Regions from separate parts of the Homo sapiens genome. Here region 2 is linked to region 1. The links are chromatin loops, found by intact Hi-C in ENCODE. Cell type or tissue: breast epithelium. All regions are shown on one strand.

Region 1 (5,000 bases):
TTGAGACAGAGTTTTTGCTCTTGTCTCCCAGCCTGGAGTGCAGTGGCGCGATCTCGGCTCACTGCAACCTCCACCTCCCGAGTTCAAGCAATCCTCCTGCCTCAGCCTCCTGAGTAGCTGGGATCACAGGCGCCTGCCACTACACCCAGCTAATTTTTGTATTTTTAGTAGAGATGGAGTTTCACCCTGTTGGCCAAGCTGGTCTTGAACTCCTAACCTCAGGTGATCTGCCTGCCTCGGTCTCCCAAAGTGCTGGAATTACAGGCGTGAACCATGACACCTGACAGGGATCACATTTCAACATGAGATTTGGAGGGGACAAATATCCAAACTCCATCAGGAGGGTAGGGTAGGGGGTACAGTTTTAAACTGGGTACAATTTAAAGGGGTGCAGTTTTAAATAGCAAAAGCCACATTGAGAAAGTGACATCTGAGCAGGAGGTGCAGAAGAGGGCGGTGTGGATGTCTGGGGACCAACCTTACCAAACTTACTGGGCAGCAGTCACTGCAAGTGCAAAGGCCCTGAGGCAGCACCATACCTGGTAAGCTCAGGAGCCAGCAAGGAGATCCCTGTAGCTGGAATGGAGGGAACCAGGGGAAGAACAACAGGAGGGAAGGTTCTAGAGTGGGGGGCAGTGGGCAGATATGGGGCTTTGGAATTTACTCTGAAGGAGATGGGAGCCATTGCAGGATTTTGAGCAAAGAGTGAGGTGATCTGACTTATGTTGTAAGAGGATCCCTCTGACTGCTGTGTTGCTGGGTGGAGAACACACCAGCCCCGGCCGGGGCAGAAGTGGGGAGACCAAGTAGGAGGTGCGTGCAATAGTCCAGGTGAGACATGATGGTGGCTGGGACCTGGGAATAGCAGTGGGGGTGGTGACATATGGTCGGGCTTGAATGTGTTTTGCAGGAAGAGCTGACGGAAACTGCTGATGAATTTGATGTGCTGTTTGAGCCGTGGGGAGTCAGGGATGATGATGTGGTCTAGGTGCAATGTGCACAGGCCCGTGTTGATACAAAGCATTTATTTCATTTCCCCTTGGTCTCTTCTAATGGCTGGTCTGAGTTGGTTTCTTTTTCCTCCTCAACTGTTTTCTGAGCTGTACCAGCACTGAGAGTGTCCATCCTGGCCTTGGGGACACACCCTTTTGTGGCTAGGGTTGGGGGAGGGGATTCCTCATTGCAGTGAAGTTGGGGGAGTCTCCTGGGTTGGGGGAAGTGTCTGGGCAGCTTCTGTGACAATCTCAGATGAAAGTTCAGCTTCACTTCACGGGGGTTGGCATTTCACTGCAGGGACAGACTACAGCCTAGAAACATTTCTTTCTAAGAACAGGCTCTGGCGTGCCCAGCCCGAAGAGGCTATTTTAGGTTTTGGGTTCTGTTACTTTGGTTACTAGTAGCAAATTGTTGTCAGAAAAAAAGCTGATGCCAAATGTGTATCCCCCCGCCAACCCCCACTCTGAAGAGATGTTCTGCAAAATGCTTCTCATTTGAATCAAAGCTCTGTCATGAAAAACGCAGGTTCCAGAGGGGCCTATACAGCAACGTGGACTCTTTCAGATCATGCTAGTGTTCTCTGGCATTGATGCTCCTCGAAACGGCCATCGCTACCCTTGCGAAGTGTAGTGTGTGCCCTCGCCCTTCTTCATCAGACTTGTCCCAGGTGACTCACAAGGAGCAACAGCCTGACCTCTGCAGGTGTGAGAGTTTGCGATAGGGGCCCACCAGCGCCATCTCCCATTCAGTCTGCACCCTGTGACATCAGCACTCTTCGTCCTCCTGAGCAAGTGGGACAGTTCTGGGGGACTTCCTCTTGCTTTAATGGGCGAACTGCTTGAGACTACGTCCAGTGCCAAACAGTCTTCCCGATCAGCAGCATGGACCCTGGCATACTCCTACCTCCAAACCTTCTATGGCTACCCAGTGTCTCTCAGGAAACCTCATCCTCAGCCTGCATTGCAAACAATTCAGGGTTTAGCCCCAACTTGCTTTTTTGGCCGTACCTCCCACATGCTTGTACTACATTCCTTCCAGCAACTGCAAACAGGCCCCATGGCTCCCCATCCTCACCCCCCTTTCCTCCTCTGTGTGTCTCTTCTGCCTAGAATGAGCTGGCTTCCTTTGGCCACCACCCTTGCACGACTGGATCCTTCAAGTCCCTTCCTACCTCAAGCCCTTTGCACGTGCTGACCCTCCTGCCTGGAAGCACTGCCTCCACTCTGTGCAGTGGACTGCTATTCCTCCTTTGTGTCTTGCACATGGAAGGCCAAAGAGAGCGTCTGTGAACCTCCCCTCTCTACAGCATTGATGGCTGTATAGAATTCAATAGTAACGTGTGCATTTGGTTAACATCTTCCTCACCCGCTACACCATACGCTCCGTGAGACTTCGTTTTGTTCACTACCAGATTTGGCACCTGGGAGAAAGGAGGGGCTGTCTACCTTCCGTCGAAAGAATAAATGAATGTATTATTACCTGCATGCCTGTCTCCCTTGCACACTCAAGGAAATGGGCCATGCCCTGGTGTGTGCAGAAAGCTCAGCTGAGGGGCTCATCCCACCTCCACAGCTCACCTGCAGTGTGAGCAAGTCACTTAACCCTGGGGCAGGGACGATGCATCCCATGGCTCCTGGCAGCCTGACCCAGAGCCTCCAGGTTCTAACCTTTAAAATGGGGATATTTATGCCTATTCATAGGGTTGTTGTAAATATGAAACTAGGCCATGCCAAGTGACTGCCCGGGACCTGACCCAGGTCCACCCCACCTCAGGCTGTAAGGCTACCCGTGGGACATGTATTTATCAGGAAACCCCGCCATGCCCTGACGCTGTGCCAGGCAGAGGGCTGGGAACTGAGAGAACAGGGGCTGATGCTGCTGCAGGATGACCTCGTGTTGGAAGACAGGCACTGCCCCGGGGAGAGGCTGCTCTGGGGCTTTTGGGGCTCCTGGGAGGACCCTGGAGGCCTTCCTGGAGGTGGAGGTGACGAAATTGGACTTTCAAGGCCAAGAAGGAAGAGGGAGGGGGTCAGAGGCTTAGAAGGCAGATCCCTCCTGCTAGGTGAGGTGTAGAGGGGCTAGGGTGCAGCTCACGGGCCTAGAACTGGGCTAAGGTGGGGTGGGGTGGCCTGACCTTTGGCCTGGGGCCTGCAGCACTCTTTCCTTCCCTCTGCTCTCCTTCTTCTGCTCCCTGGAGAGCCTATCCTTAGCCATCCCTGCTCCTCTCCCTTCCTGGGAGGGGAGGGTAGGAGAGGGGGGAGTGGGGGGATTAACGTGTGTCCCTGTGGCTGTCTGCTTCCACTTTGTGCACATTGGCATCACGGGGTTCTGTGCTCAGTTAGGGTGAGGCAGCTGGGACCCCAAGAGGGCCAGCGGCCCCTCGTGCCTTAGGATCACCGTGGGAGCACGCTCTCTCCTCCCTCCTTGGATGGGCTTCTCTAGCCCTGGCCCTTCCCGCGGGACGTCCAGCCTCCTCCTCTCGGCGTGGCTGATTGCTCTTCCTCCTTCGTCTGTTGCACGTGGAAGGTCGGAGGGCGTGGCTGTGAAGCTCCCGTTCCTCCTCATGGCATTGATTGCTGTCCCCTTCGCACCCGGTGGGGGGGCGGGGGTGGGCAGCGACCCCAGCTCCCAGCAGGGCGGGTCTGGGGAAGGGCAGGATGCAAAGGGGCTCAAACCAGAATCGCAATCTGGAGCTGAGCCCCGCCTTGGCCGCTTACTCCGCCTGAGTCCCTTTCCCTCTCCGTGCCTCAGTTTCTCCTCAGTAAAATGGGCATCGCCATCAGGCAGGCGGCCCTCGCGCGGTGACGGCTGGCGGAGGCGGCTGCCGCTGGACCGGTGGGTGGGGCAGAAAGGGACGCTTCGGTCCGTGGCGACAGCCCCAGCGCCCGCACCCACACCCCGCCCCGCGCCCGCACCCCGCGCCTCTTACCCGGTGCCCGGCCCCGCGCCCCGCGATCCGCGCCCTGCGATCCGCGCCTCGCGATCGTCGCCCCGCGCCCACCCTCGGCGCCCGCAGCCGCACCCCGCGCCCCGCACCCGCGCTCCGGGCGGAGCCTTCTGGGCGCGCCTCCCCGCCCGCCCGCCCGCGCAGGGAGCCGAGCCCGGAGGAGGCGGAGGAGGAGCGGCCGCCGCGCCCGGCCCCCCGCAGCCGCCCGGAGGACGCCCGTCGCGGTCGCAGCCTGCGGAGCCGCCCATGGCCCAGCAGCCGGGTTAGCCTCGCCGCGCGCCCCCGCCCCCCGCCCCCCGCCCCGGGCCCGCGCTCACGCGCCCTTGCTGTTTTGCCAGCTGACCGCGCCCCCGCCGCGCCCGCCGCGCCCGCCGCCGACCAGGGCTCCTGGTGCCTGTGCCAGCTCAATGGGGCCGCCGACCTCGAAGTTTCCGAAGGTAAGCGCGGGCTGCAGGGCGCCCGGCCCCGCCGCTCCGGAGCCGCCTCGCGCCCACCCCGCCTCACCCCCAGCCCCGCAGGACCTCACCCTGCCCGGGGACGCGGCCCTCGGGTGCGGGACTCCCGCGACTGGAGGAGAGGGCGCGTCTTCGCGGGCCAGAAGCGAGACTCAGAGAGCCCGGGCACCGACCCCGGGGCGGTCCTGGGGCAGGGCTGGCTCTGCTAGGGTCCGAAGTGCCGGGGTCCCTCCGGAGCGCGTGCTCTCGGGGTCTTGAGGGAACCCGACAGAACCGGCTTGGAACCCTGCCTCCAGCACTTGCTCGCCGCGCGAGCCAGGGCAGATCGCTCCACCGGTGTCAGCCACAGCGTCTCGGCCGAGAACCGGCGCGCTCGAGCCCCCCCTCGCTGCCCGGCTGAAGGTGCGGGCGCGGGGTCCGGCTCGGAGTCCGGGGTAAGACCCAATGCGGCGGAGTTCAGTCCCGGCCGCGGGTACCATCCAGCAGCGTCTACGCGCTCCTCCCGCTGCCCGCGCCGGTGGGTGCTGAGTCAGGCCCGGCTGCTGCTCTGGTTTGGAGAAGCCTTTTTTTTTTTTTTTTGGCTGGCAGGGACAGTCCATGAC
Region 2 (5,000 bases), 410 kb before region 1:
TTGCAGTGAGCCGAGATGGCAGCAGTACAGTCCAGCTTTGGCTCGGCATCAGGGGGAGACCGTGGAAAGAGAGGGAGAGGGAGACCGTGGGGAGAGGGAGACCGTGGGGAGAGGGAGACAGTGGGGAGAGGGAGAGGGAGAGGGAGAGGAGGGAGAGGGAGAGGAGGGAGAGGGAGAGGAGGGAGCGCCCTGATTTTCTTCTCCGGGATTGATAGTCCATTGGGGAACTCAACTATTTATTTAAAATTGTGTTTCCCAGGAAATGAGAGTTATGTATATTCAACTGTGGTTTTGTGAATGTCTTTATATTTATGGTGTTTTAAGTCACCAACTTTGCATTATAATTATACGGCAAATTGTTTATTGCTCTTTCTACTCTAATCGTGTTATAGCACATTGTTATTGTATATTTAAAGGCAACATCTACTTGCTTTCAGTTAAAACAAAAGGAAAATAGTCTACTGTATTTATCCAGATCCTGACAATTTCTGCTCCCCTTCTTTCCTGATGTTCCAAGTCTCCTCCTAGCATACAGGCCCTTCTATCTGAACAACTTCTTTCAGCAAGTCTGCTGCTGGCAACAAATTCTTCGTTTTTCATCACCTGAGAATATCTTTATTTCACTTTCATTCCTGAAGGGCATTTTTGCTGGATACAGAATTTGGGTTGACAGTTCTTTTCGGCGCTCTAACAATATCGTTTTACTTTTTCTGGCCTCCACGGTTTCTGATGAGAAATTCAGTCAAATTGTTATTCCCCAATAAGTATGACATTGTTCTTCTCTGGTTGCTTATATGATTTTTTTGTCTTTATTTTCAGCAATTTGGTTATGATGTATCTGGACATGGACTTCTTACTTTTTAGAGTTTATTTTGTTTGGCGGCCACTGAATTTCCTGAATCTATAGGTTTCTATCTTTTGCTAAATGTGGGAGATATTCAGCCATCATTTACTCCAATAGTTGTCTGCATCATATTGTTTCTCCTCTCCTTCTGACACTCCAGTGACAGTGTTATACTTTTTAGTACTGCCCCACATGTTCCTAAGGCTCTGTTCATTTTTTAAACTCATTTTTTTCTCTGTACTATGCAGACTGGATAATTTCTGTTTTTTGTTTTGTTTTGAGACAGAGTGCTCTGTCACCCAGAATGGAGTGCAGTGGCACGATCTCGGCTCACTGCAACCTCCGGCTCCTGGGTTCAAGTGATTCTCCTGTCTCAGCCTCCCAAGTAGCTGGGATTACAGGCACCTGCCACCACACCTGGTTAATTTTTGTATTTTTAGTAGAGATGGGGTTTCGCCACATTGGCCAGGCTGGTCTCGAACTCCTGAGCTCAGGTGATCCACCCGCCTCAGCCTCCCAAAGTGCTGGGATTACAGGTGTGAGCCACCACTCCCAGCCTGGATTGGATAATTTCTATTGATCTTAAAATTCCTTCACTCTTTCCTCTACCATCTCCATTCTGCTATTGAGCCTGTCTGGTTAGTTTATTTCAGTTAGTGTATTTTTCAGTTACAAAATTTCCACTTAATTCTTTTTATAGTTTCTTTTCCTTTACTGATACTTTCTATTTTCCCATCTCAGAAGTGTGCACCCTTACTTGTTGGAGCATTTTTATAATGACTGCTTTAAAGTCTATTGAATAATTCCAACATCTGTGTTATCTCGGCAGTGGTGTCTTGATTATTAAAAGATGATCCTGGCCAGGCGCAGTGGCTCACACCTGTAATCCCAGCACTTTGGGGAGGCTGAGGCAGGCAGATCACTTGAATCCAGGAGTTCAAGACCAGCCTGGGCAACATGGCAAAACCTTGTCTCTACAAAAAATATACAAAATTAGCCAGGTGTGGTGTCACGTGCCTGTAGTCCCGGTTACTCACGAGGCTGAGATGGGAGGATCGCTTGAGCCTGGGAGGCAGATGTTGCAGTGAGCTGAGATGCGCCACTGCACTCCAGCCTGGGGGACAGAGCAAGACCCTATCTCAAAAACAAAAAACAGGCCGGGCGCGGCGGCTCATGCCTGTAATCCTAGCACTTTGGGAGGCCAAGATGGGCGGATCTCTTGAGGTCAGGAGTTCAAAACCAGCCTGGCCAACATAGTGAAACCCTGTCTCTACTAAAAATACAAACAAGTTAGCCAGGCATGGTGACGGGCGCCTGTAATCCCAGCTGCTTGGGAAGCTGAGGCAGGAGAATCACTTGAACCTGGGTGGCAGAGGTTGCAGTGAGCTGAGATCACACCACTGCACTCCAGCCTGGGCAACAGAGCAAGACTCCATCTCAAACAAAACAAAACAAAACAAAAACAAACAAACAAACAAAACAGACACACAAAAAAAGACGATCCTATCTGAACCTATTCTGATTCAGAGGAAATTTTTTTTTTTTAAAGATGATTCTAGTTCTTAAGCCAATTAATTTTGAACTGCATTCTAGACATTTTCAATATTGTGTTAAGAAACTCTGAATTTTCTCTCAACCCTTGGGAGAATGTTGACGTTTTTATCTTAGTAAGCAATTTATGCAGTTAGATTCCACACACAAGTTCCAGCCAGCCTTCTGTGAGTTGTGGTTCCCAAGTCAGCTGTTTTCAAAGCCTTTGAAGCGCTTTTTGGATCCATCCTGCCTGTGCACCATCCAGTGGCCAGTTAGGGAACTGCATGGTGGTCTATCCCAGAGATGAGTTCTCCAAGTCTACGTAAGCTACTCAGCGTCAGATCTGGGTACCCACAACATGACGAGAAGTCTGGGAGTTCATTAACACCTTAAAGGGTTACCTTCCTGAGCTCCTCCTCTCTGCAATCCCCCCAGTACTTTCTAGTTTCCTGGGTCTCCCCTTTTCTGGTTCTCTAGCCACACGCTTCCCACAACTGCATCCATATCTGGGCCAGGTAATGGGGAGAGAGAGAGAATAAAGCATCGGGGGGTTCACACTTTACCCCTTGGAAACAAAATTCTTCTAATCAGCTCCCCTTTTCTGGGAGTCTCAGGCTCCCATCAGCTGCTGCTCTCATAAGAATGCCTGAGGGCTGGGGTGCAAGAGGACAGAGTAAAAAATAAAACTAGGCCTGGGCGCAGCGGCTCATGTCTGTAATCCCAGCGGCTCATGTCTGTAATCCCAGCACTCTGGGAGGCCAAGGCAGGTGGATCACCTGAGGTCAGGAGTTCGAGACCAGCCTGGCCAACATGATGAAACCCCATTTCTACTAAAAATATAAAAATGAGCCGGGGGTGGTGGTGCACGCCTGTAGTCCCAGCTACTCAGGAGGCTGAGGCAGGAGAATCACTTGAACCCAGGAGGTGGAGGTTGCAGTAAGCCAAGATTGCGCCACTGCACTTCAGCCTGGGTGACAGAGTGAGACTCTGTCTCAAAATAAAATATAAATATAAATAAATAAATAAAACTAAAAAATGGGGTTTCTTCATTCTAAGTGTTAGAGACCCATTCGCCAAGTCAGAAGTACAGAGCTTCTCCTGGTGCTCTCTGTCCACATTAAGACCTATTCCTGGGTTTGGGTCTGCCTGAGTTCAGGCTGAGAAATATTGGAAGGGAAAAAAAAATTGGTAAACTCAGTACCAATCCAGTGGTACTTCAAATTCTGGTCTTCTTCCCCAACTCACCTGCCACTGTTTACTTTCCAGAATCTCAAATAGCTGCTCCATGCTTTCTGTTCAGGTTTTATATCTGCATTCATTGGGTGACACCGGGTGGAATGTGCTTATTCCGTCTAACCTGGGACCGGGACCTGTTCACTTCTGTAAGCTCTTTCAAACCCATTTTGCAAAGGCGTAAGGGATAATGAAAGTGAAGTTTTTTCTTGTTATTTTAGAATTTGCCTGTAGGCCAGCAGCCAATTACTTCCACTGACCACCAAGACCTATCCTTGCTGCAATCTACAATGTTTTGAGACTTTTGGAGTACCCCAGACTTCTCAGAGGTGAGGAGAGAAAATGTCACTGTCCTGGATCTGCCTTCTTCTGGGATTCTTGCTTTAAAATCTAAGAGCTGACTTGAAATTCCAGAAGGCCGCCCAAGACATTCCAGGCTATACAAATGCTAACACAACAGGCCATGTACTCATCGGTGCTCACATGACAGGGTTTCATCCAGGACACTGAAACCTACAAGCCTATCCTCCCTGCGGCTATCTTTCCAACAATCAGCAGCACCCTCAGAGTCCAACCAGGACATTAACTTTCCGCTCAACCTCATTTCCAACAACGACGTCAATCCCTACAGCCTATGTACACAGTGTTATGTCGGAAAGAGTTACCGAGTCTGTTGTAAAGCATCCCCACGTATTTTCAGCCCTGAGCCTCTGACACCTGCTCAAATTACAAAGCATCACTTTTACTTTTTAAATGGTCATTTTTGGGCAGGAGGTAGGTCCCAACTGGAGACAGGGCGGCAGCCTGACCGCTGAAGCTTCGAGTCCAGCTGAGATGCCCCAGGGGTGTCCAAGAGAGAGAATACAGTCATGGGTTCTTAGTTTCTGTTTCTGATTGGGCCAGTAAAGCCCCTTCCTCATCCCTCTTTTCCGCTTCTAGATACAGAAAACAAAAACCATAGCTTCAGACTGCTAAAAGCCTCAACAAAGCAGAACAACAAAAAACTAAGGCGGGTTGGACAAGCTTGCCCTAGAGGGTGACAGTGGACAGGGAAGGGCCTTCCAGGCACTCTAACATTTAGAGGATGGGGAAGATGAGGGACCTAGCAAAGGAAACCGAAAAGGTGGGCGAACGGGCAGCCTGGAAGCCGAGGCAAGAAAGTCACTCAAGGAGCCGGGGTAATGCTGCTGATGGCCAAGGAAGACGAGGGCTGAGAACAGACGCTTGCATTTGGTGGCCGGCGGCTGACAGTCACTTGAAACAGGTGACCTCAGAGATAAGAATTGCTTATCACCGCAATTCTTCACAACATTGATCACAACTATAATTATATGTAGAGTTATTTGTTTAAATCTGTCTTTTCCTTGACCCATGGTAAATTCCAACGAAG

What was found. A loop is a pair of places that touch in the nucleus more often than their neighbours do. Peaks named below come from ENCODE experiments on the same cell type or tissue, not always from the same donor. Only the 100,000 strongest peaks of a DNase experiment are listed, where the experiment ranks them.
Region 2: it touches region 1 in a loop (19-fold over the local background); 2 of 110 quality-filtered maps call a loop at or near these places.

The regions. Positions count from the first base shown.
Region 1 is chr4:6,562,940-6,567,939 of GRCh38, reverse strand. It overlaps a transcript of PPP2R2C not described here. Among named protein-coding and RNA genes, the nearest start is that of MAN2B2, 9.7 kb to the left of the region's middle. In breast epithelium, no CTCF peak of the experiment used is centred here; a DNase peak (open chromatin) is centred at 2,050; H3K4me3 peaks cover 1,796 bases; H3K27me3 peaks cover 2,121 bases.
Region 2 is chr4:6,972,213-6,977,212 of GRCh38, reverse strand. All of the region lies in intron 3 of TBC1D14 (TBC1 domain family member 14), which reads right to left. Among named protein-coding and RNA genes, the nearest start is that of TBC1D14, 65 kb to the right of the region's middle. RefSeq lists enhancers at 3,244-3,882, 3,883-4,520 and a silencer at 3,977-4,271. In breast epithelium, a CTCF peak has its summit at 2,656 (motif pointing left); a DNase peak (open chromatin) is centred at 2,632.